4 separate regions of the Mus musculus genome follow, and all the other regions are linked to region 1. A link is a loop called in an ENCODE intact Hi-C map of the cell type or tissue named here. Cell type or tissue: left cerebral cortex. All regions are shown on one strand. Links, peaks and the distances in the headings refer to the core of each region. The heading gives the core; the rest is flanking DNA.

Evidence for each region. Peaks named below come from ENCODE experiments on the same cell type or tissue, not always from the same donor. Only the 100,000 strongest peaks of a DNase experiment are listed, where the experiment ranks them.
Region 2: a loop joins it to region 1, with 17 times the contacts of the local background. A loop is called at or near these places in 23 of 42 quality-filtered maps.
Region 3: a loop joins it to region 1, with 3 times the contacts of the local background. A loop is called at or near these places in 6 of 42 quality-filtered maps.
Region 4: it touches region 1 in a loop (5-fold over the local background); 12 of 42 quality-filtered maps call a loop at or near these places.

Annotation. Positions count from the first base shown.
Region 1 is chr15:30,736,527-30,744,330 of GRCm38, forward strand. The region is part of intron 9 of Ctnnd2 (catenin (cadherin associated protein), delta 2); the gene reads left to right. Among named protein-coding and RNA genes, the nearest start is that of Gm41283, 57 kb to the left of the region's middle. In left cerebral cortex, for the core only: CTCF peaks have their summits at 4,381 (motif pointing left) and 6,449; DNase peaks (open chromatin) are centred at 3,931, 4,385 and 4,718; H3K27ac peaks cover 337 bases.
Region 2 is chr15:30,423,709-30,431,512 of GRCm38, forward strand. All of the region lies in intron 2 of Ctnnd2 (catenin (cadherin associated protein), delta 2), which reads left to right. Among named protein-coding and RNA genes, the nearest start is that of Gm41284, 75 kb to the right of the region's middle. In left cerebral cortex, for the core only: a CTCF peak has its summit at 3,836; a DNase peak (open chromatin) is centred at 3,845.
Region 3 is chr15:30,166,274-30,174,077 of GRCm38, forward strand. Ctnnd2 (catenin (cadherin associated protein), delta 2) reads left to right here and starts at 6,261. Exons shown (of 23, transcript NM_008729.3): 1 at 6,261-6,890. The coding sequence starts at 6,854. It overlaps Gm31953 (a long non-coding RNA gene), which reads left to right and starts at 6,897. Exons shown (of 2, transcript XR_875097.3): 1 at 6,897-7,530. In left cerebral cortex, for the core only: a CTCF peak has its summit at 3,961; DNase peaks (open chromatin) are centred at 3,957 and 5,729; H3K4me3 peaks cover 614 bases; H3K27ac peaks cover 500 bases.
Region 4 is chr15:30,025,088-30,032,891 of GRCm38, forward strand. No RefSeq gene overlaps it. Among named protein-coding and RNA genes, the nearest start is that of Gm23033, 140 kb to the left of the region's middle. In left cerebral cortex, for the core only: a CTCF peak has its summit at 4,354 (motif pointing right); DNase peaks (open chromatin) are centred at 4,376 and 4,890.

The sequences.
Region 1 (7,804 bases), core at 1,824-6,823:
ATGTATTTAGTGCATTATTATTTTGGCAACATTTCAAAATACTTGGTATTCTAATTTACATTATGACAAGAGTTTAGGAATTGTATCTGAGACTAGGGAGTTTGAATTCACTCAGCAGAAATGGTTGTCCTCTTAGGCTAAATCTCAGAACCCACCCCCCTCCTTTCTTTGTTCTCCTTTACTCTTAGGTAGCCCTGGGTATAATCATCTCAGAGGCCTACTGCTGAATAATATCACCCTTTCTAGCTCTTTCTGAACTCTAGCTGGCTGTGTCAACTCAGCTGTCCTGGTTAAAGGTCTTCTTCTCCTAGCTGACTGATTCAAACTGGCTTTTCTCAGCTTTTCTCTGAATTGCTCTTCTTGGCCTCAAACTAACTCTTGGTGATCTGTTTTAATCTTCTGGCTCCTTCTTATTCTCTTGCTCATTCTGTCTTCAACTGTAATCTGTCTCTGCAACACTGACACAACAAACCTTCCTTCTTTTCCTCTTCCCTACTCCTCCTCCTTGACTTCCTTTCTGCACTGCTTTCTTAAGTCTCCTCCCTTTCCTGTTCTGTTCTTGTGAAAGTTGAGCATATTCTATCTCTGACTCATTGTGTCAAATCTTTGATTCATCACTTTGTGTGCCCTCTATTAAATATCACTTTCAAACATGGCTGTTTCCTTCCATAAACTAACATTACTTTCATTGTTGGGGATTAAAGGTGTATATTAAGGGTGTGCTATAGGGATTAAAGGTGTGTTGCATGGTGTCTGTATCTCAGCCAAATCACATAGATACACAAAGTATTTGCATGTTATACGTTGCCAGAGCAACTATGTTGCTGGATCCCTCTATACCTAGGTGAGGACCCACTTGTTAATTACACCTAGTTTTATAAATAATATCATATTCTCAAAGACATACTATGATCCTTTTCAATGTATCATCTAAGTCCAATAGTCTCTGTTCATCAGAATATAAAATCTGATAGCAATGAAGCCCCCGTGGATTATGAGATTATGCTCTATATCAAAGCAGACAATGTTACCATTATCGCTGCTGTTTTTATTTTGTTTGTTTTCTGGAAATATGTAATATGTGTGGACGTAAGGAAGGCAAATACTCAGAAAAATCACTAATTAAAATTAAAATCATAAAACTTTTTTCCTCTTAATCTAACTTTACTCTTTAAAAGAGATTATTGCCCACCTTCTCAGACAGTTAGTGGTCAGTACACACTCACACAGGTCACATGTATTCACACACACATCCATGTAAGCATTTGTTTGTATTTTTTTCTAAACTGTAAACTTCAACTCATTCAAAGGCAGTGAAGCCCTTTAAATAATCACAAAAGGTGATTCAAAATTGATTTAGAACCGCATAAATAGAACCTTTCAGTGTACCACTCCCACTAGGTTATTGGTTTTTACTTAATTATACGTTAACAAATGTAAGATTGGGCAAGTTGAGCAACAGTGTTAATATTTCATATTTAGCTTATCCGTTTAAATACCTTAAAACATAAAGCTAAAATACTAAAACATGCTCCTTTTCTTAGCTTACATGTTTTAAAATCTTATCGCCAAGTGCTAAGGCCTAGTAATTATTGGAATATTACTTAACACAATTTAATTAAAATAAAAATATTTTTTATTTTGGTTAAACATGGTACTTATGCCAGCTAGTATTTGGTTAGCTCTTGTCTACTAGTGTGTTATTATTGGAGGCTTCTTATCTGCTGTTTTAAGCTTTCTCACGATAATAAGGAATAAGGATTGGGTTGCAATAATCCAATAAAGCCACACAAAGAAAGTATTAAGAGACACAGCCCAGAAGCACAATGCTGGTTACCCATTTAAGGAGAAAGGAGCTTGATCCCTCCTGAAGCTGCTTCTAACGGTGCCCTGTACTGAAGCCGGATCCTGTATTTTCCATGAGCTTTGCATTATCTTTGGTTTCCCAGACATGTAAAAATCCGTCTAACCAGAAATGTGACACTGGAGAAGGATAAGAAAATGTGAAATTAAGCATTAGAATATCAGGTTTATGTTCCCTTTTGTACTACATTGTTTTCCTTGGACATACTTAATGGTCTTACAGAAATACAATCATATATCTGACAGCCCATGTCACATGTTGTATGGTGTATTTCTCCAGCAATTAGGCTTACTATAGATTGATTATATAGCATACCACTTCAGTGTGTGAGCCTCTGGGCATGCACATGAGTATCTGGATGTCAGAACTTCAGGGGAAAAAAAAAACCATAATGGAGAAAACCCCTACTGTACTCACAGTTTCTGCTCATGAGCAAAATAAAAATAAAAATGACCCCATTTAGAGGAAGTCCCTAAAGGAACTAATTCAAGTATATCCTAGTATTCATGGAAAGTTGACTCAAAATTGAGGGCATAGTTCAAATTTCGTCCGTTTCATTGTGGAGGTTTACTTTCTGATTTTGGTTCAGTGGAAAATGTTTTGACATTAACTGCTGCGTGGAGAGTATTCCCAGGATCTACACAGTCACACGGCTCAAGATTCCACGTCTAAAATTTGCATCAGTAGATGGTTTTATAATATGGAGTTCGGAGTGGGTATGTGGTTCTGAACATGTCTGCCATTTGTGGGGCATGGGGATTATTCCTGTAAGAATCATTCTGTAAGGAGCTGCAGAGAGCAAGTTCAGACAGTAACTCTTTCCAACAAGAGGTGTTTTTTTTAGATATGTATTTACCCTTTGCAGACTGTATGTATGTGTTTATGTATGTATGTATGTATGTGTGTGTGCGTGTATATGTTCATATACATACACATGCACATACACATACATATAGTCTCTGGTCATACACATGAATAGTTGGATGTCAAAACTTCAAGAAAAAATGTAATGGAAAAAATCCTACTAGGTTCACATGTGCACATGTGTGTGCATGCATGTGTGTGTGTGTGTGTATACACAAATATATATATATATATATATATATATATATATATATATACACATATACATATACATAACTTTTTAAAATTAAATGTTTACTAAAGCTCAAAGAAAGCAGTAGAGTATGAAATGCATCACCGAGGAAAGCAAACATTCGTAGTTGGTTTCTCTCCCCAGTGACCTGTGAGCATGTTGCTAGCAAGCACTTGCAATAGTGCAAATGTTTAAAAGAGTCAAAATACACACAACTCAGTGTCATGGAAATTGGATATTAAAAGGAAAAAAAAATAATTTCCAGGACAGGCCACCAATGCAAGTGCTTACAGGCTTCTGAACTCTCAGTGTTGAAGTGTATTTCTGTGAGAAAAAGTAAAGATCATAATGATATCAATGGGCCATCATTTTATAGCACCTTTTATGTAACATTTTATATGTGCTTCCTAGGCCATTTTAAAAGTTAAGGAAGTAGAAACGTGACAGAATTGACTCCTTAACTCACTCAGTCTATTCCTCAGAATTATAATTATTAGGGCTTTGAAGATAGCTTGGTTGATAAAGGGTTTTTGACCCCAGTCAAACTGATGAGGTCCAGGGAAAAAGGAGATCCTGTCTCAAAAAGAAGGTGAGCATCACTGAGCAGCAACGCCCGGGGTTGACCTTTAACCTCCCCATACACCCGCATACAATGCGCATGCACCTCTGAGCATGCTCACACACATTTACTGAAGCCTTAGTGGTTTCTTCTAGATGCTTCCATGCGTGCATTGGTCGCCATTAACGGATTTGCATGATTTACCTTCTCAGTGCCTCTGGAAGAGCCAATGTGCAGGACACAGAGGAGACCTACACTCTTGTTGCCCCTTCATGTCTCTGAAGACCCAATTCGTCCACCTTCTCTGCATCCCACCTTCAATGGTGACCATGCTGACATTCAAAGCAGCATTTTCTGGAACTTTACAGCCACTGCTCAAGCATTTATAACTCCTTTGCAGGGACTGGGATTTTTCTGTCCCACCATGGGGATTTCTTCCTTCTCTCTTGTACACGACTTCACATTCACCACCGTGAGAGTAAAATGTCTCTTGTTTTCTCTGAGTATTAAATCCATAGACATAAGAAAGAATCTCGCTAAAATGTCCCCACTGGTGAGAGCCCTTTTTTGTTAAGTCCTTTTACAGAATGTTCGTGGGAAACATGACATTTATGTCGCAGGTTTTCTTTTTTGCTTTGCTTATTATCAGGACAAACTTGTCACACACGTACCAAATGTATGCAGTCTTTTAAATTTTCATGGTGGGAATTTGACATTTCAGGTCTGAGCAAATGGGTTGGATCCTTCTCTTTGTTAATCAGTCTCTCACAAGGGGGCTGTACGCACGCAAGAGAGCTGGTGGCTGGTAGAAATCTCTTAAAGTGCTTCTTTATTTGTGTCTCAGTTAACGACTGGTGACATCTAGTGGTCACTGGTGGTGACTGGGTTTGTGGCACTCATGGCTATGCTGGAGAGGCACAGCCAAAGGAAGCTGTAGTATTGGCGTTTGCAGATGGAGGTAGTCAGTTCCCAGCATCTAGTGATGCTGTTCTCTGCCCATTAGCCACCACTGTAACTACTGAGAGCAGGCCCACAGCTGTACGTGCCTCGGTAGACAGTGGCCTGTTAGGGGAACTCCATTCCCCCCCCCCCCATCCCCACACACTCATCCTCTTCGATGATGAGGATTCATCGCTCACAGAAAGCAGTGTCAGATCTGCTTGGCGTATCCGTGGCAGCTAAAAGTAGGAGGCTTGGTCTCCTCTTGGTGTTGTTCTCTGGAAGAGATTCCACATGGGAAGCCAACCTGCGATGGCAGCTTCTTTATTAAATATGTGCAGTGGAAATTATGCTAATTATGCTGGAGTGTAATTATAGACTAGGAAGATTCTCTCACAGTCTGACTTGAATTGTTGTAGATAAATGTGCATTAAGTTAATAGTGTGCCGCTAATTGTGAAAGGTAAAGGGGAGGCAGAGATGTAATCAGTTACTCCATCTTTTAAAGATGCTTGGTCCCAGGCAGAAGGTACCCAGAAAGCCCAGGTATGGGGAAACCCTGCAGTGAGTGTTCTTCATCCATTTGGGTACACAGTTTCAATATGGCACAAAAAATAATCACTGGTGACTGGTTAATCAATTTAATTCCACTAGTCTGTGGCATTCACTACAGAAGGTAGTTACATGCTGTGGCAATTAGCAACTGTAAGTTCTAAGTATGGTTATGGAGTTAATTTTTTAGGCTTTATGCTTTTTTGTGCGTATTTCTGATAATTATGGAAATGAGAAAAATACCCATTGGCACAACTTCAAATGTTCAGCCAAAGATGTATTCCAAGAAACAAATTCTACTTACATGTGACTACAGAATCCAAGTGGTCTTCAAAGTTACCAGTTCCAAGAATGGCATTGGTGGCCTGCTGCGCTGACATGAAGGGCACATCAGTTATCTATATCTGCCAGATAAAGATTTCTGAAACCTACTAGTAAAGTGGCACTATGAAAGCCCCACCCCAGTACCAGCTAACTAAGAGGAAAGCTTTAAAAGCTAGCATACATAGGGAGAATGATGAATGTTTCTGCAAGTAGTATCAGAAAATGTAATGTTTACATGTCTTCTGAGAATGACTGATATCCAGCCAAATACTGAAGGGGAGTTTGGGGAATTCCTCTATGAAGGGAACAGAGATCCGACAGATCCAGCTGTTTAAAGCATTTGTGCTGACAACAGAAAAGGCCACACCTGTAAGTGCTGGCAGAGGTTGACCCCTGTGCAGGGAAAGAAGAGACGTCGTTGTGGGAAAGCATATCCATTTCTAGTGATACTACTGAGCTTTAAAGACGTCCTTATGCTAGCTTTACAGCTTGAAACCCAGTGGAGTCCAGGAGATGTACACCAGGCTTTTCCTGATTTCTTTAATAGACGTTTAGACTATCTTCATTGTACAAGCAAATGCATTTCAAGATAGTAACCATATCCACCCCATTGCCCTCTGGCATCCTACTCCCCATTTAGTGTATGTTTGCAGGGGGCAGGGAGGACAAAGAGGAGAGGTGGGGGTGGGGAGAGACCTATATTCCACATATGAGAAAAAGTGTCCTATTTGTTTTGTGAGTTAACATGATGATCTCTGTCTCACCCATTCTCCTGCAAATGGCGTCTTTCTCTCCTTTTGGGTTGATGGTTCTCCACTGTGCACACGCACCTCCCTTTATCCACCCCCATGTGTTGATGGTACCTAGACTGATTCTGATACCTGTCTGTTATAAATAGGGTGGCAGTAAACATGAATGTGAGGGTATCTATGTGGGCGATGATTTAGATTCCACTGTGTGAATATCCAAGAGGAGCATAGCTATATAACGTGGGAGATCTTCCTTCTTCATACTGAGAAACCTCCAAACTGACTTCCATACTGGTTGTGCTCACAGTGCCCCCTGTTGTCTATCTTTCCGATGATAACCATTCAGACCGGAGCAAGATGGAGCCTCACTGCAGTACCAGTGTGGTTTTTCCTGTTGACTAAGGATGCTGAACACTTCCCACCTTCTCGTTGGCCATTTGTAGTTTGTGTTTTGCGAATGATCTGTTCAGTTTCTGTTTTCCTATTTCTCTCACTCACGTTCTTCTTCTGGTCTCATGCATAAAGTGTTTGAAGCACGACCAGCCATCAGCTTCCATTTCTCATTCCCTAGATCTTCTCTGGCAGTGTCTGTCAGTTCTTTAGGACATTTGCACTAATTTCTTTTCTGACGTGATAAAACTTAGCCTGGACTTGTTTTTATTTTGACAAGCCATTGAATTTCTCTTTTGCTGAGGACAATAAAGATATCAGAAGTACTTTGGAAAGTTCATTGGTTAATGAACATGCATTTGATCAAAGTGGGAAATTGTTCTTTCCTGGATGATCATACGACTGAGTGGCTACACCAATGAGTTCAGCTGATAGATGCCCAGTACTGTGTGTAAGCTGTATGATTTCACAGAAGATTTTTGCCTTTCAATCTCAGTTCCCTCCCCTGTGAACACTATATAACTTTCCCAGATAGCTTCAGCTTATGTCAGCAAATTACAGTATACTGGCCAAATCCGCCCCACCTGCTGTCTGTTTCAATAAAGGTTTATTAACACAAAGCCAGGCCCATTTGTTTGCATCTGTCTGTGGCTGCTTTTCTGCCACAGGGGCAGAGTTAAATAACTGTAACAGAGACTTTGTGCGGGTAAAGTCTAAAATACTTATTATTTGTCCACAAGAAAAAGACTTCTTCATATGTGTAAATCTTATGCATGTACATATGCATCTGTAGTATAGTTATTAAGTCTTCATCATGGACCTGACACATTATAAATAATCTATATATGTTATCCATTAAAGTATCTATTATTATAGTTTCATTAAATCTAGTTTAACTTACCTGTTCAAAGCTCAGTTGTGGAGGGCATCAGATGAAATAGTATGAAAGTTCTCAGAAAAGTATGTAAGTTTAAAATATTTCTCTTTGAAAATATTTTATAAACTAAGTTTTCATTGCTTTTGTCTCTTAGTTAAGCAGATTTGATAGTTAAAATATGTGTGGTGGCACTTGTACAAGTATGTCAGGCACTGGCCTGCTTAAGTCATACTGCCAAGTTGGGTGGTAGAAACAACAGGATTTCTTATCTCACACTCTCAAGGCAAATGTCTGAAACCAGGGTGTCAGCATGGTCCTTCTGTCTCCAAAGGTTCAAGGAAGATTGCTTCCAGTTTAGGGAAGCTACCTCCTCCGGCTCCCTGGGCAGAGGAGCCTGGCTTTCCTTGGCCAGGATGTGTCACTGTAGTGTCTGCCCTGAACTCACATTGCCTTTT
Region 2 (7,804 bases), core at 1,193-6,192, 310 kb before region 1:
CATTGCATATTTGAACAGAAACAGTTGGGCGGCCTGATAGGTAGGGTGAACATGGGGTAGTTTGAATAACCTCATGAGGCCCTGAGGGGTAGAATTCTCTTGGTTTCCAGGCTACTGTGTTGGATTACGGAGGTTTGGGCATACAGCTCTAAATATGAGTTTTAATAGTGGTTGTGGTGGAGAGGGGTTGCTGCACTGCTGAGCTCGCTTACAGAGGGTACCCTATGGAAGCTAGTCATTACTGTTTCTAGGGCAGGCTAGCTGTGGGAGGAACAACAGCCCTCCAGGTTCACTGAAGACTGTCTAGGCATCATCAGAATTAAAAATATATAACTGACACAACTTTGATTCATAGTATTCTCTCCAGGAAGCAAAGTGATAATAATATTACTTCTATTTTTAAAAGCATTCATTTAAGATTTATGATATCGTAAAAATCAAAAGATATAAATTATCATTTATGAAGATCTTTGTGTTCATCTTAAAATCCCTTTGGTACATTACTTTAGACAGCTTTTGGAAAAAGAACAAAAAAAATCATAAAGTGTTCTATATTTGTTCTCAACTCAAATTAAAATAAACTGGAAGCTGCATCCTGAGAGAAGACACCAGCAGGGCACGCTCTGTGTGGAAGGCTGGAGAGGTCAAGCCAGGGAGAACTTCAGAGATGATCATTTCAAACTTCAAACGCTAAGGTGACTCCCAAGACGTTCCTTCTGTGAGGCATCCGAACACCCACCAGTTTGGATGCCATTCCGTTCGAACCAACAGATGGCACCAGTAGTTAATGGAGGAGGGTTATGACTCTAGCTGAGATAAGTAGAGGGGATTAGAGAGCCCCAGCTACTTGTGCAGCATCAAGAAGCCGGGATGTTTCAGATAATGTCATTTTTATATCCTTACCTAAGCCAGAATGCCTGCGCCATCTGGGTGGAATGCTCAGATTTCCCGCTCAGCCCTCATATGAACACACTCAAAATTTAAAACCTATTAATTGCAGCCCGTGTTGGGAGTGCAGATTGCTTTTGATCAGCAGAGATTCTTTTTGCTCATCTGATTTTTAAGAATACGAATACTAGGTAACAAACAGTGGTTCTGTGCCACAATCAGCTCTACCCTTACATTGCACGTAGGACCAGGTAAGAAAAAGAGAGCACCCTGAGAATGAGTTTCGAACTCTTCAGTTTTAGGACTTTATTTATTTATTTATTTATTTTAATTTTTGAGGCAGGCCATATGATGTGCTAGCCTCCCGCTCACTTCAAGCCTGGGGCAGTTCTCATGCTTCAGCCTCCCAAGTGCTGGAATTTCAGGCCTGTGCCACCACGCTTGGCCACTTGAATAGTCAAGGTTAAGCCACAGTGTAGTCACAGTGTAAGTCACAGTGTAAAACTCTTTAAAGAAGGCACTGACTTTCAAACATAAGGATAGTGAATGCGCATGATATAGTTTTCAGTTGTTGGATAACGTGCTTATTAGAATTTCTGTTGCTCTGTCTAAAATCAGTATCTTAGAGAATATTTAAATCAGATTTTTTATAAAACTGAGGACTCAGAATATTCATCTATAACTACACGTTCGTCTCAGTCCTGCTGTGGTGGTCATGATTGTTTTTAACTGGGATAGACTATAGGTACTGACTGTGAAGACTCAGCAGCAGCATGTATCTGTCCTAAACTCTCTAGGTGAACGCTCATGATTTGGTGTTTTATCATATGATTCAAAAGTATAAAAAAGCAGAAGTCTTAGGCAGTAAATTTTTTCTGAAATTTCTCATATTATCATTTGAGTCCAAGATCTTTGAGAAGTGTGTATCTGTGTGAGTGTGTGTATTGGTAATGTGATATTAATATGTAGTTTATATTTTGATATGTTGTATGGATATAGTGAGTTTGGTGTATATGTGTGCATATGCAACATATATGGTCTCTGAGTTTGTGTGTGGTATGTGGTGTGTGCAGCATATGGTATGGTTATAATGTGTAAAGTGTTGTGTGTGTGTGGAGTGTAGTTGAGTATGGTATGTGGTGTGTGTGTGTGTGTGTAAGTGGTATTTTTTTGGCGTGTAGTGTGAGTATACTGTGTTTCTGGTGTATATCTTTGTGTTATGTGCTGTAGGTATACAAATGGTGTTGTGTTATCAGTGTGTGTGCATTATAAGGTTTGTTATATACAGTGTGCAATTAGTACATGGTGTGTATGGTATGTGTTAGGGATATTGTGTGTATGTGTGACATGTGTTATAGGTATACTGTTGTATATGATGTGAGGATACTGTGTATGTGCTGTGTGTGTACGCTGTGTGTGTACTCTGTGTGTGGTGTGTATATGACATGTGTGCAGAGAATCTTGTGAAGAGGCATCCTTGAACTGCTCAGCCGAGATGACAGTGAGGTATGAAGGAGACAGTGACCAAGTCCTCTACTTTGAGTCTAAATCTCACACTAACATGCATGAAGCTGTTTTTGGTATTGTCAGTGTCTTGCACACATATTTGCAAAGCCTTCACTGAAGTGATTCTTGGTGCTTATCCTCAACCCTGTGTCATAGCACAGCGATACACTTGTGTGTACAGCTTCCCAGCAGAGGGGCTTATCTACCTCCAGGCAGGCAGTGTGAGGAACCGTGGTCCCATGATTGCTGGAGTATACGTCACTCTACTACTCTTAGGATAACTTGAAGTAGGCACCATCAGTTGAGTGTGGCCAGCTTTAAATGGAAGAATAAAAGTCATGGATTGAAGAGAGCACACATGATAAAGGATGTAGAGATTATGTATAGATATGTGTAAATCAAAGAAAAAACCCTTAACAGACTGACTGATGAGCAGTAGACATTGTTTTACAGTTTGTTAGTACAACTGAGTTTCTTAATTCATATGTAGGTACCACACATGCATGTGTGTGCTCACACATCCATACATTCATGTGCACATACATGTATCTATACACACATGCGTATATGCATCCATTTGCACACACACACACACACACACCACATCTATCCATAAACTTAGGTACATACATACAGAAACACAAAATACATGCCACATCTATCCATACACACATAGGCACACACACACACACATACACACACACACACACACACACACACACACAAACCACACATATACCACATTCATCTATAAACAAATAGACACATACGCACACATGCATACACCTATACATGCATATACACAACATTCACTAGAGACATACTTACACATATATACATACTACCAGTCAGAGAAAAGAGAGCTAAATCCCTGGTAAAGCAGTTTGGGGATTTGTTCATCCTCCTCTTTCTAAGAAATTTACACTGTCCGTTAAAGTATAAATGGCTTTAATGTTCAGGTAATAAAGTCAATCTTGTTCTACTTCAGCTGTGATAAAATTTAGTTTATGGTAAATTTCAGTATGCTCAATTTCTCACCCACTTGTGGAAATACTCTCCTACAAGGTGTTTTGGGAAATGGCTTGTATCTCTCAGCCTGTCCATGTTAAGCAAGAACCAAGGCTATGAGCCATTTTGTTGTATTCATATTGTATTACCACTTGTATTTGGCACTATGATGAACCCATAAAAAAATAACAGCTTGGAGAATGATTGTCATCACACAAAATTATTGTTGTCAAATTCCTGCATCTACACTTGAATTGTAAGCAAACACTAATAAACCTACACAGGTCAACTGACAGAAAACATATGGGTAAGGGGTAGGGGGTTCAAGTATGAAGTCCCTTGTAAGTATTTGGTCTTACCTGCACACACATCCATACATCCATGGGCTGTATGGACTGTGTACATGGGAGAATGGAATGGTACCAGGACCCAGCTATAGAGGGCGCTAGAGGAATTTACTTCCAGGGGTGGTTAATGAACACAGCATCCTTGTAAGTGAATGCAGAGTCATAGCTGACGTGTGCTCTTGGATGTGCCAGTGCTACTTTTGTAAAGTAAACCCATCAACAGATCTATTACTGTAAAGAACAATGTACTTACTCTGTGAGACACAAAAATTTTATCTCATAGGCAGAGTCAAAAGTATGAAAATGACACATATTGAGTATTTACTTTAATCTTTCTATATTCTGACAGACACATAAGTTGAGAACAAATGCATATTCACCATCTTTACTCATTCCGATCATTTAGTATACACACACACACACACACACACACACACACACACACACACACTTCTTATAACAACCTTATAAAACAGACACCACTCTGTCCACTGTAGAGATGAATGAAGTAAGGAACAAAGTGGTGATGCAACGGCCACATTCACACGGATGCTCTCTGTCTCAGCTTCCATGTCTCATACTGCTGCATGCAAATGACAGCACATGGATTCAGAAGCCCACATGTTACAATCTGTGCACTGTCCAGAGCGTTCCATCCTGTGACCTGTGTCCTACTTTGCTCATCTTCCTATAATCACCTAACTCATTTCCTAGCTTCTGCTGTTTGTCTCAGTTCATTTCTGTTGCTGTGGTCAAGTATCCCCAAAACAGCAATTTAAGGAGGAAGGGGTTTACCTTGGCTTACAGTTTCATGGGTATACAGTCCATCCTGGTAGGGAAGACTTAGCAGCAAGCAGACAAAGTGTGGTGGCAGAAACATACATTTGATTAGTCACATTGAATCTGTACCCAGGAAGATAGTAGTGGGAGCAGGCTATAAAGAAAACTACATCTCCCAGGATCCACATTCCCTAGTGAGACTGCTGTTCCACACACTGCTTGTGTAAATAACCTTTAAATCTGAGCATGGTGGCTTATGCCTTAAGTCACAACATTTGGGAGGCAGATGCAGGAGTATTTCTGAGTCTCAGCCCAGTCTGTTCCACAGAGTAAATTCCAAAACAGCCAGAGCTATACAGAGAAATCCTTCCTCAAAAACTGCAATAAATGAAATAAAATAAAATGCCTTTACGTATATGAAGGTTCACACTTTCTAAGTTTTTATATGTTGCATATGTATCCAAGAGTTAAAGTTCATCTGAATAAGTAAACACCAAATTATTTTCCAAAGTCGTTTCTTCAGTTATATCTAAATAGAAATGGTTCTGTTGGGTCTTGTTTCCTACATCACTGGACCATCGCCATCTTGGTCGACTGAAATGGAAGTGAATCATTAGGCTGGAAGAAAAAAAGGCATACAGTGTTCTTCTTTCTTCACCCTCATAACAAAGCAGACATCAGGAACATACTAAACAGTTTTGAGCATCAGTATGTACCTTTCAAAATTAAGAATAGTTCATTTAACTCACTAAATATAGTATCTACATAATAGGTAAACTTAGTAGGCATATCCTGTAGCCGAGAAGGCTGAGGCAGGAAAGGGTGGTTCAAGGACAGCATGCACTACATAGCAAGAGCCTCTTTAAACAGTGAGAGGCATATAGCCAATCAGATGTATAATGATTCTCTCAAGAATCAAGACCTCTGTAAATAATTAAAATAATTAAACTGTTTTTACAAACAAAAATGCATTTTTAGAAATTACCTAAACTTTTTTTATTGAAAATAAGTATGAATTTTCAACTGCTATATATTTTTAACTACCAATATGTTTAAAATATGTTTCCCATGAGTCACTTTATATACAGCAATGTTCAAGACTGAAAGGAGTTAGTCTATCTGATAAAGTGTGAATAAATATTTTTGTTGAGAGGCAAGGGAATGGAGAAAGTTGTCAGACTCTGGTGTCTTTATAGGAAGTTAGACAACTGTACTATTGTGACATCAAAATTTTATCCTAGGCTATGGAGAGTAGTAGGGAAGAAGCTGGAGCTGAGGAACCAGTGGCAGCAACATCTAATTCCACGAACTCCCCGATTTGAAAGTATGCAAGGTTATAGTCACATGATTCGGTGTAGTATTTCTTCCGCATGCCTCCATTCCTCCCCTTTGAAATAATAATGTAAATTCTGTGTATTGTAGTAATTTCCACTTTTACTTTAAAGGAATCTACAAATAGAAGATTGTCTTGAGTCTCAAAAGAGACTTTAGACTTTGAAACTGGACTGAGACTGAAAGATTAGGGGTTTTAGATAACTGTACCAACGCCGTTTGTCATTATGACATGATCCTAAGTCTATGATGTCTAGATAGTGGAATGTGGTTGTTTGACTGAGAGTAGCTCCCATAGGCTCATGTGTTTATTTACTCAGCCCCCAGTTTGTAGAACTGTTTGGGAAGGGTAAGGAGGTATGGCCTTTGTGAAGTAGGAGTGTCACTGTGGATATGCTTTGGGCTTTCACCCCCTACACACACATCTTTCTAGGAAGCTCTTTTTTTCTCCCTGCCTGATAGTTGTATCTCAGGTGTAATCCCACAGTCACTGCTCCAGTGCCAGGCCTGCCTGCCTTCTATCATGCTGTCTGCCATGATAGTCATGGACTCCCCCTCTGAAATTCTAAGCTTCCAATAAACCATTTCTTCAAAAGTTGTCTTGGTCATGATGTATTAGCAAAACAACCAACAAGTAACTAAGACAGTTACCTCTTAATAACTGTGCATACAAGAATTAAATTCAACACAGGGGCAGTGAATTTCTTGACAGAGAAAGCTCATCTAATGCATAAATAATAAAGCATCATTTTGAATGCCAAAAGGACTTAGGTATGGCCAGTCCCTCAGTTCCCGGTTTGTGCCTTGGTTCTGAAACCCACAGAATTTTGGTCTTTATACCGTTCCTTTTCCTATCACTTTGAAGGAAGCACGGGGTTGACTTGCAACTGTCATAAATGGCTTTTATAATCATTAATCAGTGACTTTTAGAAATATTATTTCAATGTAAACCTCCTGAATGGTATTTATATACCACAAGATTGTGGGGAAGACGAAAGTTAAGCTTTAATCTCATTACTTCCACACGCTGTAATTGGTATACAGATGCTTGACAGTAAAATAAATATGACTCAAAACCAAAACAGATTTTAATGGAAGTGTTTTGACATTGATGAATCTTCTTAGGAGATGTCACAGAGAAGTGTTTTGGACCACTGATATATTTCACTGGCATTGCCAACATGAAACAGGAAGAGCATCCATTCAAGTAATGCATGCTGCAATGGGGAGAGAATGCCTGGGCCTTAGAGGAGTGGAGTCATGAACATAGGCTGATGTCAGTTGACCATAAAATTCTTTAGAAGTTTGTAATTTTTTATTCTTAGAAATAATCTTAATAAGGAATTTCATCTCTGCTTTTCTGTAGCTTTGGCATTAGTGGATAATTTTTTTTCCTTAGAAGTGGGAACAAAACACCCTTGGAAGGAGTTACAGAGACAAAGTTTGGAGCTGAGATGAAAGGATGGACCATGTAGAGACTGCCATATCCAGGGATCCACCCCATAATCAGCATCCAAACGCTGACACCATTGCATACACTAGCAAGATTTTATCGAAAGGACCCAGATGTAGCTGTCTCTTGTGAGACTATGCCGGGGCCTAGCAAACACAGAAGTGGATGCTCACAGTCAGCTAATGGATGGATCACAGGGCTCCCAATGGAGGAGCTAGAGAAAGTACCCAAGGAGCTAAAGGGATCTGCAACCCTATAGGTGGAACAACATTATGAACTAACCAGTACCCCGGAGCTCTTGACTCTAGCTGCATATGTATCAAAAGATGGCCTAGTCGGCCATCACTGGAAAGAGAGGCCCATTGGACACGCAAACTTTATATGCCCCAGAACAGGGGAACGCCAGGGCCAAAAAGGGGGAGTGGGCGGGTAGGGGAGTGGGGGTAGGTGGGTATGGGGGATTTTTGGTATAGCATTGGAAATGTAAATG
Region 3 (7,804 bases), core at 1,093-6,092, 570 kb before region 1:
AGATAGATAGGTAGATGTCCTGACAAAACATTACAAGGCAAAGAACCTCCATAGATGACACTGGGTTTGTTTTGTATTTGGCCATCTACTTGTGGGCACAGAAACTAAAACTTCATTAAATCTTAACAGTGTTTGTACCGAGTGAGAATTTTGGAGGAAGCTGCTGCTGCTGCTGCTGCTTCTTCTTCTTCTTCTTCTTCTTCTTCTTCTTCTTCTTCTTCTTCTTCTTCTTCTTCTTCTTCTTCAACTTGTGAGTGATTGTAAATTAGAAATCTCATGTGGCCTACAGAAGGGTACTTGTGTCCATTTCTATCAGCACTGGGACCCCATTTTGGCATAGACCCATGAAGGCCCTGTGCATGCTACCACAGCTTCTGTGAGTTGGTCATGTCCTGCTGTGTTTAGAAGGCTTTGTTCCCTTGGTAACCTCCATACCACTGGCCCTTGAATTCTTTCTGACACTTCTTCAGGATTCCCTGAACCTTTTGGGAATGGAGTTGCTGAAGACATTCCATTTAAGAGTAAGCGTTCCAAAGACTCTCAGTCTCTGTATATCATCACGTCTCCATGTTTGCTCCCATCTACTGCAGAAGGAAGCCTCTCTGATGATGGCTGAGCAAGGCACTGATGGATGAACACAACAGAATATTATTAGGAGTCACTTTATGGCTACATTTCTTTAGCTGAAAACTAGTATTTAGTTTTACTCTAGGTCCCTGGCCTGTCCAGTCTCAGGTTCTTGCCACCTGAACAGCATAGGGGATGGGTTACATCTTATGGAGTGGCTCCTAAATGCAATCAGATATTGATTGGTTGGTTACTCCCACAAGCTTTGGGCCCCCGATGCACTGTGTATCTTGCAGGTACATCATTACTGCGTATCAAAGACTATCTAGCTGTGTTGGTGTTTACTTTGTCCAATGGTAGCAGAGGGAGCACATTCCATTACTTTAAATACTGCATAGTAGAGATGAAGTCTCCAGCTAGGTACTAGCTTGACTTCTTCATGTTTAATGAGTTATATAGATGTCTCCATCAGCAATAGAGCCTAACTGTAAGTTTGAGGAAAGCAACTAAGAGCCTTGGCAATAGCCTGGGTTGTTTGGGCATTCTAAAGGGGGCTCTTGGGCCAACAACTTGGTTAGATGTAACTCATTCCTTCCTGGCACTGGAAGCTTCATTTGGTGACAAGAGATGGACAGTTAGGGCAATTTCACTTCAATTGTCTTCCTAAATTGGTTTTTAAAGTAAATTTATACTGTTATATATTTCAATATCACCCCTCAAAATGTCCCTCAGTTTTAGCTGGGCCTGTCTTCTTCTTCCCTCCACTTACCAATTTGATTCTCTTATTCCTGCCCCACGCTCATGCATCCACAACTGTCTACTTTATTTATTTTCCTTAGGGAAATACATCCCTCCTCCCTACTCTCTTGCTGTCTACCTAACCTCTGTGGCTATATGGCAATGAATTAACTACTGACATCCAGATATAAATAAATACATTCCATGTTTATCGGTGTCTAGGTTACCTTACTCAGTATGAGTTGTTCCTTGTTCAACCCATTTATCTGTGTCTTCCATTATGTAAATGCACCACATTTTCCTTACCAATTCATTTGTTGATGGACATCTTGGTTTTTTCTAATTTCCGGTTATAAGTGAATAGAACAGCAATGAGCATGGTAGCGCAGTGCCCCTGCAGTAGGGTGAAGAGTCCTTTGGATTTATGTCCAGGAGTAGCTCAGCGGGATCTTTGAGGAAAATTGGTTCCCATCTTCCTGAGCAACTGCCACACTGATTGCCATGGTGGGTGTACAAAGATGTGCTACCATCAGCAAGGGAGGAGTGTTCCACTTCACTCTACATCCTGACCAGCATGGGTGGTCAGATGTTTTATTGTTCTTAGTTGTTCTGACAGGTGTAAGCTAGCATCTCAAGGTAGTTTTAATTGTCCTCTTCCTGCCACCATGCCTTCACTGCTGCACCAGGCACTCTAACCCCTTGGAACCATAAGCCCACATAAATCCTTCCTTCTGTAAGTTGCCTTGGTCATGGTGTATTATCACAGCAAGAGTGACCACCACAGGCTATGCTCCAGCATCCAGGAGAGCTTCTTCTCCAGCCTCATCTCTGCAATATGATGTATTTTCGTAAATGTAGCGAAGTCATCCATTTCTGTTGGCCTAGACCCCTGATCCACAGTCCATTTCTGATGATTGGTGTGTGTCCTTTTCTACATCTACCAGGCCACATAGAATTCAGAGATTTCAGAACAAACCGTGACCTCGATACCTGTGAGGGACTTTATTATACCCCTCACTGAGCCCCGAGTCTTTCTGTCAGTATAAGACCTGACTTCATTGTATATCAGAAGAACTCAGCTCTTACCGAATACGACCTCTCCTGGTTTTGTGTTAGGACTTCAGGCACTATTTATTCCCCATGCTACCTGCAGGGGTATAATTGACAATGGACCCATACGCTCAGACCTTTGAACACTTGGACTCCACTTGGTGGCTGCTTGGGAAGGATAAGGAAGTGTGGAGTTGCTGCAGGACACGGGGTGAGGATGAGCATGTTTTCAATCATAAGTTCTGCTGGATCTCCCCCTCGGATGCTTTCTTCTATTCTTATTCAATAACCCTAGTTTATAGTCATAGGGAATTCATCATCTGCTCTATTGTTCCTTATTGATTCTATAAACTTATCCCAGTAGTAACCACAGTAGATACTCAATAAGCATTTTCTGAATGAACAAATAGAAGAATGAAAGAATGTTCCCATCATATGAGCTTTAGTGTAATAAGAGAGTCTACTCAGAGTGCAAAGTTTTTAATCAAATGACCCTGGCCCTGCTCTTTGCAAGTGTGGCTAAGGGAGATTAGTTAATCGCTTCTTTCTTTCTTTCTTTCTTTCTTTGTTTCTTTCTTTCTTTCTTTCTTTCTTTCTTTCTTTCTTCCTTCCTTCCTTCCTTCCTTCCTTCCTTCCTTCCTTCCTTCCCCCCTCCCTCCCTCCCTCCCTCCCTCCCTCCCTCCTTCCTTCCTCCCTTCCCCCCCTCTCTCTTTCTTTCGCAGTATCATTCTAAAGTAACATGCTGTATCTTTTATGCTTGTTATTAATAATATTCATCATATAAGTCAGATGTCATATTACACAGATGGGTTACTGTTACAGAAACTTCATTGTAGAATTTAAATAATGGTATTTTAAAAAAGATTTATTCTAATCATTTATATGTCTATATGTATCTGCATGAGAATACAGTACATGTGGAGGTTAGAAGCAGGTGTCCAATCTTTTAAACGAGTTATAGGTGGTTGTACACTGTCTCACATGGGTGCTGGAGCCAAAGTTAGATCCTTTCCAGGAGCAGTATGTGGTTTTAACCTCTGAGACATTGCTCCTGCCTATAAATTACAAATTTTAAGAAATTACCACAACTATTGGTACTTAAATACAGGACAGAAATAAAATTGTTGACATCTAGTTATACTTCTAAATTTCAACAAACATCAACAGGTAATACATTTTAAAAATGTCAAACCACCATTTCCTAGTTAAATTTCATTATCTTGATATTTTACCAATAAAGAGATTTTCTTCTAAAGTCAACACAATCTGAACTCTAAAACTTGACATATGACTTTACAAAATGTGTTTCATTAATACATTTTATTCTCAAAACTTAAGCCAAACTTCCATGTAAAAATGTTTGCTTCATATTTTAAGTTGATTTTGAAAAATCAAGAGAAACGTGTTGCTTTGAGATGTGATTTCTACACTGCGTTGCTCTAATGATGTGCAAACAGACGAGGGACAATAACGATTTGCCATGTAGCATTCATTGATCAATATAATTCGAAACCACCAGAATAACAATTTTCTGGACTCAGAGTGGATGTGTGAATTTAGGATTCTGCTCCTCACTGGAACTGTCAGAAGCAGCAAGCAAAAGATGGCAGCAGCGAGTCGTCCGAAGGCTCAGCACCACACAGGAACACTTCACCCTAGTTTTCACATTATCTAATTGTGAACTTAATAATATCTCCAGTTACAAATAAATCTGGAAGGACAGAAATCATAAATGTTTCAACGAAGTGCATCAAAGAGTAAATGAAATCCTTGTTGTTTAGGGCATGTCTGCTTCTTAAAGATCCCACACCTACCACAAGAAGTTCTTCAGGGACTGATCATGGGTGTTGCCATAGCGATCAATAAATCAATGGGAATTTTGCGATTTCTCATAAAGCAAAGCAAACAACTTTTCTCTCATACTGGATCTTTTTGGATATAAACATATGTATATGCTATAAGGATAGGATCTGTGCACCTACTACGATATCTGATTTTGTCTTAGTCTCTTCCCTGTCCCCACTGACTTACTGACTCCTTAAAATTCATAAGGAGAAAAACAGGGATCCAGAGAGATGGCTCAGTAATTGTGCTTGTTCTGCAAGTTTGAGAACCTGAGTTCAGGACCCCCATAGAATGACTGGTGAGGCCATGTAACACACCTGTAAATCAAGTCTTGAGGGGACCTGGAGACTGGAGGTTTTGGGGGGCTTGTTAGCCTCTAAGTTCACAGGTTCAGTGGAAGACCAAGTCTTAAAGAATAAAGCCAAGAGGGACAGAAAAGAACATTATTGAGTTCTCCCTGGTCTCCGGGCATCAGCACACATATTCACATAGACCACATGCCTCACATACATACATACACGTATCTCTCACACATGCTAGCACATACAAATCACACAAGTACAAACAGAAACAGACACACAGAGGCTAAGCGCATCTTTTATTATGTAACACACACACACACACACACACACACACACACACACACACGAGATGTGACAGCTGGTGTGCCTTACAAGCCCCAAATTCCAGATTCAACTGAAGCTGATGTGGGAAAAAAAAAAACAAAAAAACAAAAAAACAAAAAACCAAACCTGCAAATGACCACATATCTTCCCTCACAGGAATCAGGCTATGTTAATGTCACACCAGCTTCGAAGGAGAACCTACACTGGAGAACAACTTTTGGGAGTGAGACTGAGCCTACTAGAGGTAGATGGAATGACTGACGGTGCACATTTCCCTGTTGTGAACAGTCATTACTCAATCTCTTGTCTGTTCCTTTACATATTTAGTCTGCTTAACTTTTCTTTCCACTTGCCTCAGCCTTTCACTAACTCCAGAGAATAATAGAGGCTATCTCAGATTTAATGCAAGCATTTTGACCTTGTTGGATAATCTCTTGCAAACTGAATAGAAATGTCCCTGAGATTACTGAAGCTGGAACCCCTCTTATTACAAGTTCGGGGTTCCTGGTCCATTTATCTGTGTCTCAGAAAATGGCTCTGGGAAAGAGTAGGGTGGGGTGGGCTGGCTTCAAAGTAAGGATCTTTGGTGGAATAATTATGGGACGTATTTGTCCTGCATGTGACTGACAGACTTTGCAGCCACACAGGGACATAGATGAAGGTCCTGAGGGCCTGCCTGCCTTGGAACTTGGCATGGGTTTCGTTTTCCAACAAGACTTTTCATAGTGTGACTTTGCTTGCTAGATTTAGCACTCTGTGTTGCCTAATGACTGACTAACTGAGAGACATTCGGAAATCTCAGTTGGAAATGGAGCAAGCTTCACAGACTCCACCGCGGTCAGTGGAGGAGGAGCAAAGTTTTCATTTTAGCACGGGACAATGGAAGAGAAGAGGAAAACAGTCGTGGAGGTGTCCAAGAAGACAACTGGGTGAGACGTGACAGGAAGACGAAGAGAATTCATTAAAGCTCTAGATCCAGCAAGGGTCTTCCTTGTAGGAAGTTTACTCATATTCCAGATTTTAAAACCAGACTGAGTTTGCATAAAGCATAATCAGAGCAGGAGGTGGTGGAGATGGGGCCCCAACACTACGAAAGAACCTTTCACAGACGTCATGCGTTCTTTGCTTTGGAACCCTAGAATCTACAAGAACATCCACCCCCATCCACTAGCTTTCATGGCTGGCCCGGTGCTCTCCTTAACTCACAAGCTACTCTAAAACCCCTCAATCGCTGCCCCTTTGCAGACCAACATCTGCCCCGCAGAATCAACTCTCCGCGTAGGCTCTATCTCGGGTGCTGTCTGTTCCCGGGGATGCGCGGCCCTCTCCCAACCTGAGCCGCCTCCTCCCATCTCTGCTGCTGTTGCTGCCGCCGCGAAAACCAGAAGTGGAATTCGCGTGGCGAGGCGCCGCGCTCTCTCGGCGGCACTGGGCATGCTCCGCACCCGGGGCAGGTTTCGGTGGTGGGGCGGACGCTCGCTCGCTCACTAGCCAAGCGCCGGAGCCGGCCGCCGCGGCTGAGCCGGAGGCTGAGCTGCGGCGCGCGGCGGGAGGAGCCTCGCTCTCGGCGGCGGCGGCGGCGGCGGCGACACAGGTGGCGCGGGCGGCGCGCAGGGCGCAGCTCGAGAGCGCTCGGCGCCGGGCGCCAGGGCGGCCCAGGCTCGCGCCCGCGGCGGCAACCGGCCGAGCGGAGCGGCGGGCGCGGCGGCTCGGTAGCCCGGCCCGAGCCCGGGGAGCCCCGCGGAACCCTGAGCATCCCGCGGCGCCCGCCGAGTCGGGCAGGGGGCGCTACGCTCGCCGCGCTCGGAGGGGCGGCCGGGCCGGGCGCTGCGCACTCGCGTCGGGAGCCGCCTCTCGCCTGCCGCGCTCGCCCCTGCTCCCCGCCAGCATCACTTGTCCCGCGGCCGCGCTCCGACAACAAAAGCGGAGGATGCTGCAGCTGGGCAAGGTCAGGACCTTGCTCTGAAGCCGGGCGGCGGCGCGCACGCCTTTCCCCCGACTGAGGAGCTGTCTTTGGCGGCGGGTGCATGTTCGCCAGGAAGCAGTCGGGCGCCGCGCCGTTCGGTGAGTTGCCTTAGCTGAGCTGCTGGAGCCGGGCGCATCCTCCGGGCGTCGTCCTCTTGCTCACCGCCGGTGGGGGTTGGTCCTCCGCTTCCAGCGGGGCTAGGGGTGGCGGCGGGCGGCAGTGGGGTGCTGTCTGCCCCGGGGGAGGACCGCGATCCTACCGGCTCCCCTCTTGGAAGGCGGCTCTCCCCGCAACGGGGTCCGGGGTCAGTGTCTTTCTTGGAGCGGTTACCAAGTGGCTTCTCCGCGTGCTCCCCTCCCTGCCACCCCTCTACCTCGGAGGACGCGTATATAGGGCAACACCGACTGCTCCCCGCCACCCTCCAGAGCAACCCGGTTGCATTCATGACGTCCCTAATATACCGGAGAAGACGGGGTGGGGGCGGGGAAGACTTCCTTCCAGTCTTTTGCCCTTATGTTCAATGTCATTACGATGTTTGGCTAGAACAAAATGGAAAGACTTAGTCATATGCGTCCATGGCCGTTTCTTCAGTCTCCCGCTGCTCGCCAGACCCAGACCCCTTTGGTCTATATTTAGCGTTTCCGAGGAAGCATTTTCAGAGGGATTCACAGGCTTCCGGGGGCTTCTCTGTCCTGACAATAGATAGCGAGGCTCTGGAAAGCGCTGCCTGACAGCCAGGTTTGGCAAGGGTGCTTGTGCATGGGAGATAGGCGTAGCGATATTTGGGTGATTCGTAATTAATGGCTGAAAGCAAAGCTGCGTTTCGCTCCCCCCTTCCTCTTCTTCTTGTGTGTAATGTGTTTTCATCGATTGATACTCAGCATGTTGAGCCACTCTGTTCAGAGTAAAGTCTCTAGGAAGGAGGTGCAACCTCCTCGGTCGGAGGGTGGGGGTCGGAAAACAGACTTGGGGGCTTAGAGGGATGTGCATCTCTGTATTTTCCACAAGGAGC
Region 4 (7,804 bases), core at 1,705-6,704, 710 kb before region 1:
TCTAACTCATTTTGCATGACCGAAATCATTTTGCACTTCCCATTCCTTTTACAAATTTAGCTGTTTGTGGGCATTTGTGTAATGCATGAACAATGTTCATTTAAATCTTGGGCCCACTTTCCTATTTTTTTTATTTTTCTTTCTTTCTTTTGTGTTTATGTTGAAGCATTCTCCACAGCATACAAGTGACAGAACTTTATGTATGCTACATCTTCCAAATATTCCGCACTAGTTTTCATCTTCACCTCACAATGCTTCTGCCTTGCACTTTTTCAAATGTAACTGTCACACATAGAGAACTGAGCCATAAGACCTCAGTATTTCACATGGTTTCCTCGCTCGGACTCCTCTCAGTATTCACAGGAGATAAACCTTCTTACCTCTGCTTCCTTGGTTCATGAGAGGCATTTTATATTTCCACAGCTACAGAGATCCATTTAGCATCTTTGTCTTCTATTCTGTTACTCTCTTTGTTCGTTTAATCAGTAACAGATTTTTAATTACCAGAGCCATGTGATGTTTTAAGCTCTGATAAATTTAGTTTACAGTAGTCTAATTTTTTTCAATGCTCAAGTGTTTATTTTTACATAAATATTAGTGTCAAATGTTTAATTCCAAAAAGGCCTATTCTTAATTTTGTTTATGACTGTTTTAAATTTAAACAACAGAGAACTGACATCCTTATAATAATATGAAATTCCACCCAAGTAAATATGTTTTGAAGAAAAAAGAATTGTGGGCATTTGTGTAATGCCATACACAAATGGAGTAACCTTGCTAATGATTACTGTGGGTGAGAGATACAAGCTATCTGATGATACTCACTGGGTCTCCTTTATTTCTTTACTTAAACAAGCAAGTCTGTATCTATGAAAAGCTGGTATTTAAAACTTGCCAGACTGGAAACTGCACTCCCTGATACTTAAGAAAATAAATCAGCCAAAGATGTGTTCTCTCTATAGTGACGGTACTCCGCAAGATCTGTGGGATTCTTGGTTTACTCCTATTATGTTCGGTGCTTTTATACTCTGACATGTTTTAAAGTTTATTTCATTTGCCTCATATATTAACATTATGGTGTGGTTTATAATTTTTCTCTTCAACCTCACTTTTTTGTGTCTTGTAACTTCATTTCATTCCAATGTGTATAAGCTTCATTTTATTTTCCTTATTCTTTAAATATCTTCACATTTTGTAGGTTTAGCCTGCAAAACACTACTGACTTTTAACACAGAATTCCCAAGAAAAAAAGATTTATGTGTGACAAAGACCAGAAAATTATTCCGATGGCAACACTTTGAAAAGTAGAAATTTTAAACGTGTAAAGATGCTTAGCGCATAATTTATCACTGTGCTTCGTGTCGGACTTTTCGGGTTTTCATTTTTTTTTCTGTCAGTTTTGGTAACATTGTCACTCTCAAGAGATTTATGTCATTTCAGTCTTTAGGCTGGGAACATAGCAAGGTGATAGATAGGCTGTTTGCCTAGCATGCACAAAGCCTTGGATTCCAGTCTCCTCCACAAACCAGACATGATGGCTCAGCACAGGGTCAGCAGTCCAAAATAATCCCCAACTGCATGCAAGTTTGATGCCAGACATGTTTCTTTGTCCCCGGAAATAATCTTGTTTTAAGCTGTTCATAATATAATCAATTTTCATTACTCAAATGATCAGTGCAAATTTATTATTATGATTAAGGTTTGACTTACATACATACACACACACACATACACACACACACACATGTCAATTTTGTTGATTGTTTTCTAAATGTATCATTGCCTATATCTGTCCTCTGAACTTCTGAGCTTCCCACTGCTCACATGAATCTACTAATCCCCCTTTAGTACTTTTATTTGCAACTTCATCCCTGGTGATGCTGAGATAGCCCATGTCTCACTGGGACACCTTCTTACATAACTAGGTCTTTTTCTCCCTAATTGCTTAAGTTTACATTCGCCATAAATTCTTGGCACACTTTTCTGTAATCACATTTTTAATTATACATTTTAATGGTTTCCATGGCTACACATGGTCACTCTTATTTTAAAGAAATGTAAAGTTCACAAACACACTCTCTGGTAACTATTAAATTTTGCTTCTGATGGGGTAGAAAGGTTGCTAAGCAGCTAAGAGCACTTGCTGCTCTTCCAGGTGACCTGAGTACAGTTCTCAGCTCCTGAGTCTGATGTCTGTATCTCCAACTTCAGAAGATATACTGCCCTCTTCTGGCTTCCTTGGGCATCAACACACACATGGAATTTATTTACACAGACATACATAAACATAAATAGAATTGATTATCTCTCTCCATCTATCTATCACTCCTTTAGATCTCAGCTTTTATCCCAGCTTTCAGCAGCTTGCTATTTCCTTCCTGTTACATCCACTGACTTTTTCTTTGATTTTCAAGGGTAGTCTTTTAAATAAACCTTCTAGTTTTTTTTCAATTGAAATGTTGCCTGACTGTACTGTTCTTAAATAGAAGACTCTAAATGTGATGATGAAGAGATCAGCTCTAAACACAATCATGCAGCCACTGCAAAAATAAATATGAAGATGCACATGCTGCATTGTGGATTTTATTACCTGATATCATGTAATTAACTCTAGTACTGTTTCAAGTGGCCGCTGCCATTTAAATTAATTGTGACTTAGTGACAGTTTGAATGTCTGCAACATGAAAAAAATAGCATAAAATGAAGATCATTTTATATATGGTAAAGTCTCTCTTATTTGTGCCACTGTATCTGTAAATACGAAAGTGCTGGACTTTAGTTAGAGATTATGAAAAAGGCACTCTTTCATATCCATATTTCTTACAGATCACATAAATTATTTCCATGTTCTCATGTTCTCTAAACAAGACCTCTAGTATCAATGAAGCAGATACCTAACAATGTGACTGTTGTGATACATACAATGTGACTTTTGTGATACACAGAACGCATATCCACCATCATTGTGTACACCTGGAAAGACAGCGGGAGCAGGATCTACAGGGTCTCATGTCAATGATGTGTGTTTTCAGATTAAAGCATTTTAATGGAAAACCATTTTAGGTGTTGAGAGACTGGTTGTGGCACATTCTTTACTTCCCAGGCGTTCACTGGAATTTAGTGTGTCACAGTGTTTAAAGTAGGCTCGGGAAAACGGAGTAGACAGACACAATATAAAAAAACCTACCAAATTACCACAGCAGACATGATGTTTAAAGAAGTTGTAAATTATGTTAAGTGTCTCTGGAACTCTTATAATATGCTCCTGCTTAAGGTACAACTTTCTTGGACTGCCATTATGCCTAAGAATCCTTGACAGACATCATAAAGAAGATATCCTTGCTGGAGTGAACCAGTGACCATTCACTCTTAGGTGGTTTTTCTTTTAATTAAGGAGTGATTTAACAGAAATTATTTCCCATGAGTAATCTACCAGATATCATAGTACCCTGTGTACTCTTTGCCCCTCCTTAGCATATAAGTTCATTCCTTCTTGTTGTTCCAAGATTTCACAGAAAGATGTGAATCCCACCTTAGTTTACATATTTCTTAAAAAGCAATTTGCTACTTAAGTTCTATGGAGTATTTTCATAAGCGTTATAAGGGAGTATGTTATGGAACAGCTGGTTTATCTCCTAAGTTTTGTTTAGACAAATATTAAACTGTCATAAACATTTTTAAAAACTGTGGACTTCATCAGAATGTTTGTCGTGAAAACAATGAAAGAGATGTTATTCCCCAGTGGGTGTTTGGCTACCTGTGGACTTTCTGACATCTAATGTGAACCATTGTCCAGGATGTTAAAATAGTTTAAGTATACTTATTTAAACGTTCATAATTTTCTATTGTTACTCAATATGACTTCAGTTTGAATTTTGGGAGCACACTGACCTTTTTGTTTTATATTAAGAAGTAGTCTTACTTTAGTATTTATTTCTATACCCTCTGCCCTACATTGGAACAGACAGGCATAAAAGAAATGAAGTCTGTTGGTCCCCCACCTCTTAATCAAGAATCCGAGCAAATAGCATGACTCCTCCTCAGTATGACTTGGTCCTAAATACTGCAAGTAGTTAATGCATTACACCAATCACCTTTCCCATGTTTAAGTCTTAAATGATGTGAGTGAAAACCTTACATCATGCACAGGCTTCTCACTCTTAAATTAAATCAGTTTATTCAAAACATCCCACAACATAAATTAGCGTGCTAGATGTACAAACTGAACATTGTAATAGTCTGTAATAATTTATTCAGTCTCTTCATTGGTAGTTCATTGTGTGTCATCTGTTTGTGAATTATCTACCAATCTGTCTTTAAGCAAGCCACTGACAGCATAAGGATTCTCCTTGCCCAGTAGAGGGCAGTGCTGCACATGGAACCAGCATATCCCACTAGTAGGTTCTTCAAGAGTTGAACGCATGACCACATTGTCCCATGCACCTAAAATAATGAATTTTGTTTCTGGAATAAATAACTGTAAGGAAACTATGGGCAAATAGATGCATGAGCAGAGCTAGGCTAAAGGTCCATAGATTAACACTATTGGCTTCACCATCCCTGGTTACATGTGATACATGTACAGACACGTACAGACATGCACAGATACATGTGCAGAGCTAAGCTAAAGTTTTGAGGATGAGCAGTTGACCTCATCATCTCTGGTTACATGTGATACATGTACAGACATGCACAGACACATGTGCATGAACACTGTTGGCCTCAACACCACTGCTTACAAATTATGAAGGCTTTTCTTACACGTCAAATAAGACAATATTAGAGAAGTAACCAATCATTTTATTGTATTTCAGATTACTCCATCTAATTGATGTCTACTGCTGTGAGTAAATTCCTGTAATTGGATGATGTAAGTTCTGCTGTTGAAGCTTCTAAGCCCCTGGAATCTCCACGGCGATGAGATGAGTCACTCTTTTGAATCACCGATCTAAAAATCACAACTGAGTTTTACTTCGGTGTATACCTTACGCTGGGATCAATACCTCAGCATTAAAAATTCATTTTAGTAATAGTTCCTAATAAATCTCCCCTCAGAGGTATTGAAATAACACAACGGAAACTTGTCAACATATGTGGTTATGATATGTATTGATTCCTAGAGCAAAGCACATCTAATCTGTTCTCCTCCATGAGGTTTCAGTTTATTCCACTCCACCATTGTATTAAACCAGCACTTGCAGTCCGTTAGCGTGTCACTTAGCAACCTCCACACATCATCCCAGATGAATTTTCCTTCGTGCCTTTCCCTAGTACTTCTAAACTTTAAGGGCTTAAGAAAACTACTTAATTTTAAATTTGACTTTTAACTATTTTCCGAGAATTTTATATATGCATGTAATGAAACAGTGCCACATATATACCCACCCTCTTCAATTCTGTTCATATTTCCCCAACATACATCCCTCCCAGTTTTTTTTTGTTTGTTTGATTTTTTTTTTTTGTTTTTTGTTTTTTTGTTTTTTGTTTTTGATAGCCTACTAAGTCCTGCTGGTACCACCCCCTTGTGCATGGGCATCCGTTGCAGCATGGGGAATCATCAGCAGGTGTACCCTCAATAACGATGCCCCTCTGCCAGCAACCATCCACTGCCAATGACTCCTAAGGAAAGGGCGGGGCCTAGATATCCTCTAACTCATGTATGCTAGAACTTTGGCTGGCTTGATCTTGTATCACTTTGGTAACCATAGCTACTGTGAGTTCCTGATTATGACAGCCAGGTCATGACCACAGCCAGTATTTTATAGCATTCTCTCCACCTTCTGGCTATTATATTCTTCTCTGTTTTTCTTTTTTAAACATTTCTCCATTGACATTCATCTCCCTGTCCCTTCAGATTCCACCGCCACTCTTGCAACCTCCCAAGAATAAATAAATGAATACCACAAACAAACAAACAAACAAAAGCACAGAAGACATATCATCATGGAAACCGTAGTGCCATGGTGTGTAATATATATATATCCCTGTGTCTACGCATCTTCCGTTGCTAAATGTTCATTGCAATGACGTTGGCTTGGTTTCTGTGACACCAACAATACTAGCTCCTAACCAGGACTCCTCCTGGTTATGACAGGCCTGTCACATGTCTCAACATTTCAATTTCACAGATGATACAGATTTGGGGGTGGGCCAATTCAAAGCCCTGGATCTGGGTTGAGATGGTATCTGAGATGCAGGATCTTCCTTATCCACCAGGATGAGCTCTCCAGCACTACTCTGACTGGTCACCTAAAGCCACCATTGACAGGAGTCAGGTGCATCTCTCCTGCTCTCAGGCCCGCAAACCCTCACCTGTATTTATGCCTCCAGAACCAATTCTACTGTGCTGCCCAGTTGAGGTAAGGAGCCCACAGAGTGAAGGGCTGAGCCAGCTCCCCTGACTGCTTTGCAACCACACCAACTCACAGGAGACAAGTGATGGGGTCAGCTCCCCTGCACTCATATCCAGCTGCCCAGGCAAGGTGCACAGCTGCTCTCTTGGGTGCTGCAACTGGTAAGGGAAAAGGCCAACCTACCAGCTCTCACGACTCAAGGGCCAGATCTCCCAATGGCTGCGACAGGTGGTGAGGGGTGAGCGCATCGCCTCTGCACCTCTGTCACCTCCTGGCATAAGAGTGGCAGGGCCAGTTTTCTCTCTGCCTCCTCTTTCCCAATATCTCCTGAGCTGTGGCAAATGGCAGGGTTAGGATATAGTTGTCCAGTTTGGGGCAATATGAGAAAAACATAGAATTGATTATTTGAAGAAGAAAAAAAAAAACAGAGTTCCTTCCGAATGTTTTATATTTAGACCCTTTAAGGTTTAAGATATAAGAAAAAGACATTATGGTTTCTTAAGTGTTTTTGAGTATTTTGAAACCAGTAGTTGAGAATCATGGGTCTTCCACAGGTTTTCTTTTCTGCACTACTATTCAAATTTTGTCCAAGAGAAATCTCTCATAAAAAATTAAATAACAGTGAATGTGTGTTAAATATGTCCAGTTTGTTTATATTGTAGTATTTGAATCAGCTCCACCAGGAGCTGTCTCTGCTGTTATAATACACTGCAGGGAAGAGAAATTGGTAATTTGGCAGAAAATTGCTATTCAAAATGGTTATTTAAAAAAGACACTGTCAACAGAAATCTCCAGGAACCAACTATAAATTATTTTATATTTAATCATTTGACCTGAAAAATATGAACCCACATTCTTCTCTCATCATAAAAAATTCATTGATATAGACTATTAAATGAGGAAGGAAAATACCTAATCTGGATGCAGGAAGATATTTTATAGCCCACAGTGAAATACTGTGGTTTTAATTTAGGTTCTGGCGTTTACATGGGCTAATTTCAGACACTGTATCAGTTAATTGGGAGCATTGCTATCTTCCTGGGAAGATTCACAGAAGCAAGACAGGTAAGCACATGGGAAGATCCTGTCTAAATGACCGTGATGTGTTTAGTGAGTAGGGAAGGTTACTGATAATCATTTGCTCTGAAAATGAGTTTGTATTTTCATATTGGTTACATCGCTTTATTCTTTGACTCCCTTCTGCATCCCTGAAGTTGGTTGCCAATGACTGCTCTTAATTTGAAGTGAAATGAAATAAAAGGGAAGCATGAAGAAACTTTGCAAGTAATGAAATGATGCATAAATATTAGGGTGTACAATTAATCAGCAACACATACAGGAATTAACCATGACATAAGAAACACTCTGTGCTGTATTTTATCATCTGGGGAGATTGTTTAGTTAAAAAAAAAAGAACATTTTTGAACGAAAATTTATCACTGGCTGGAAAA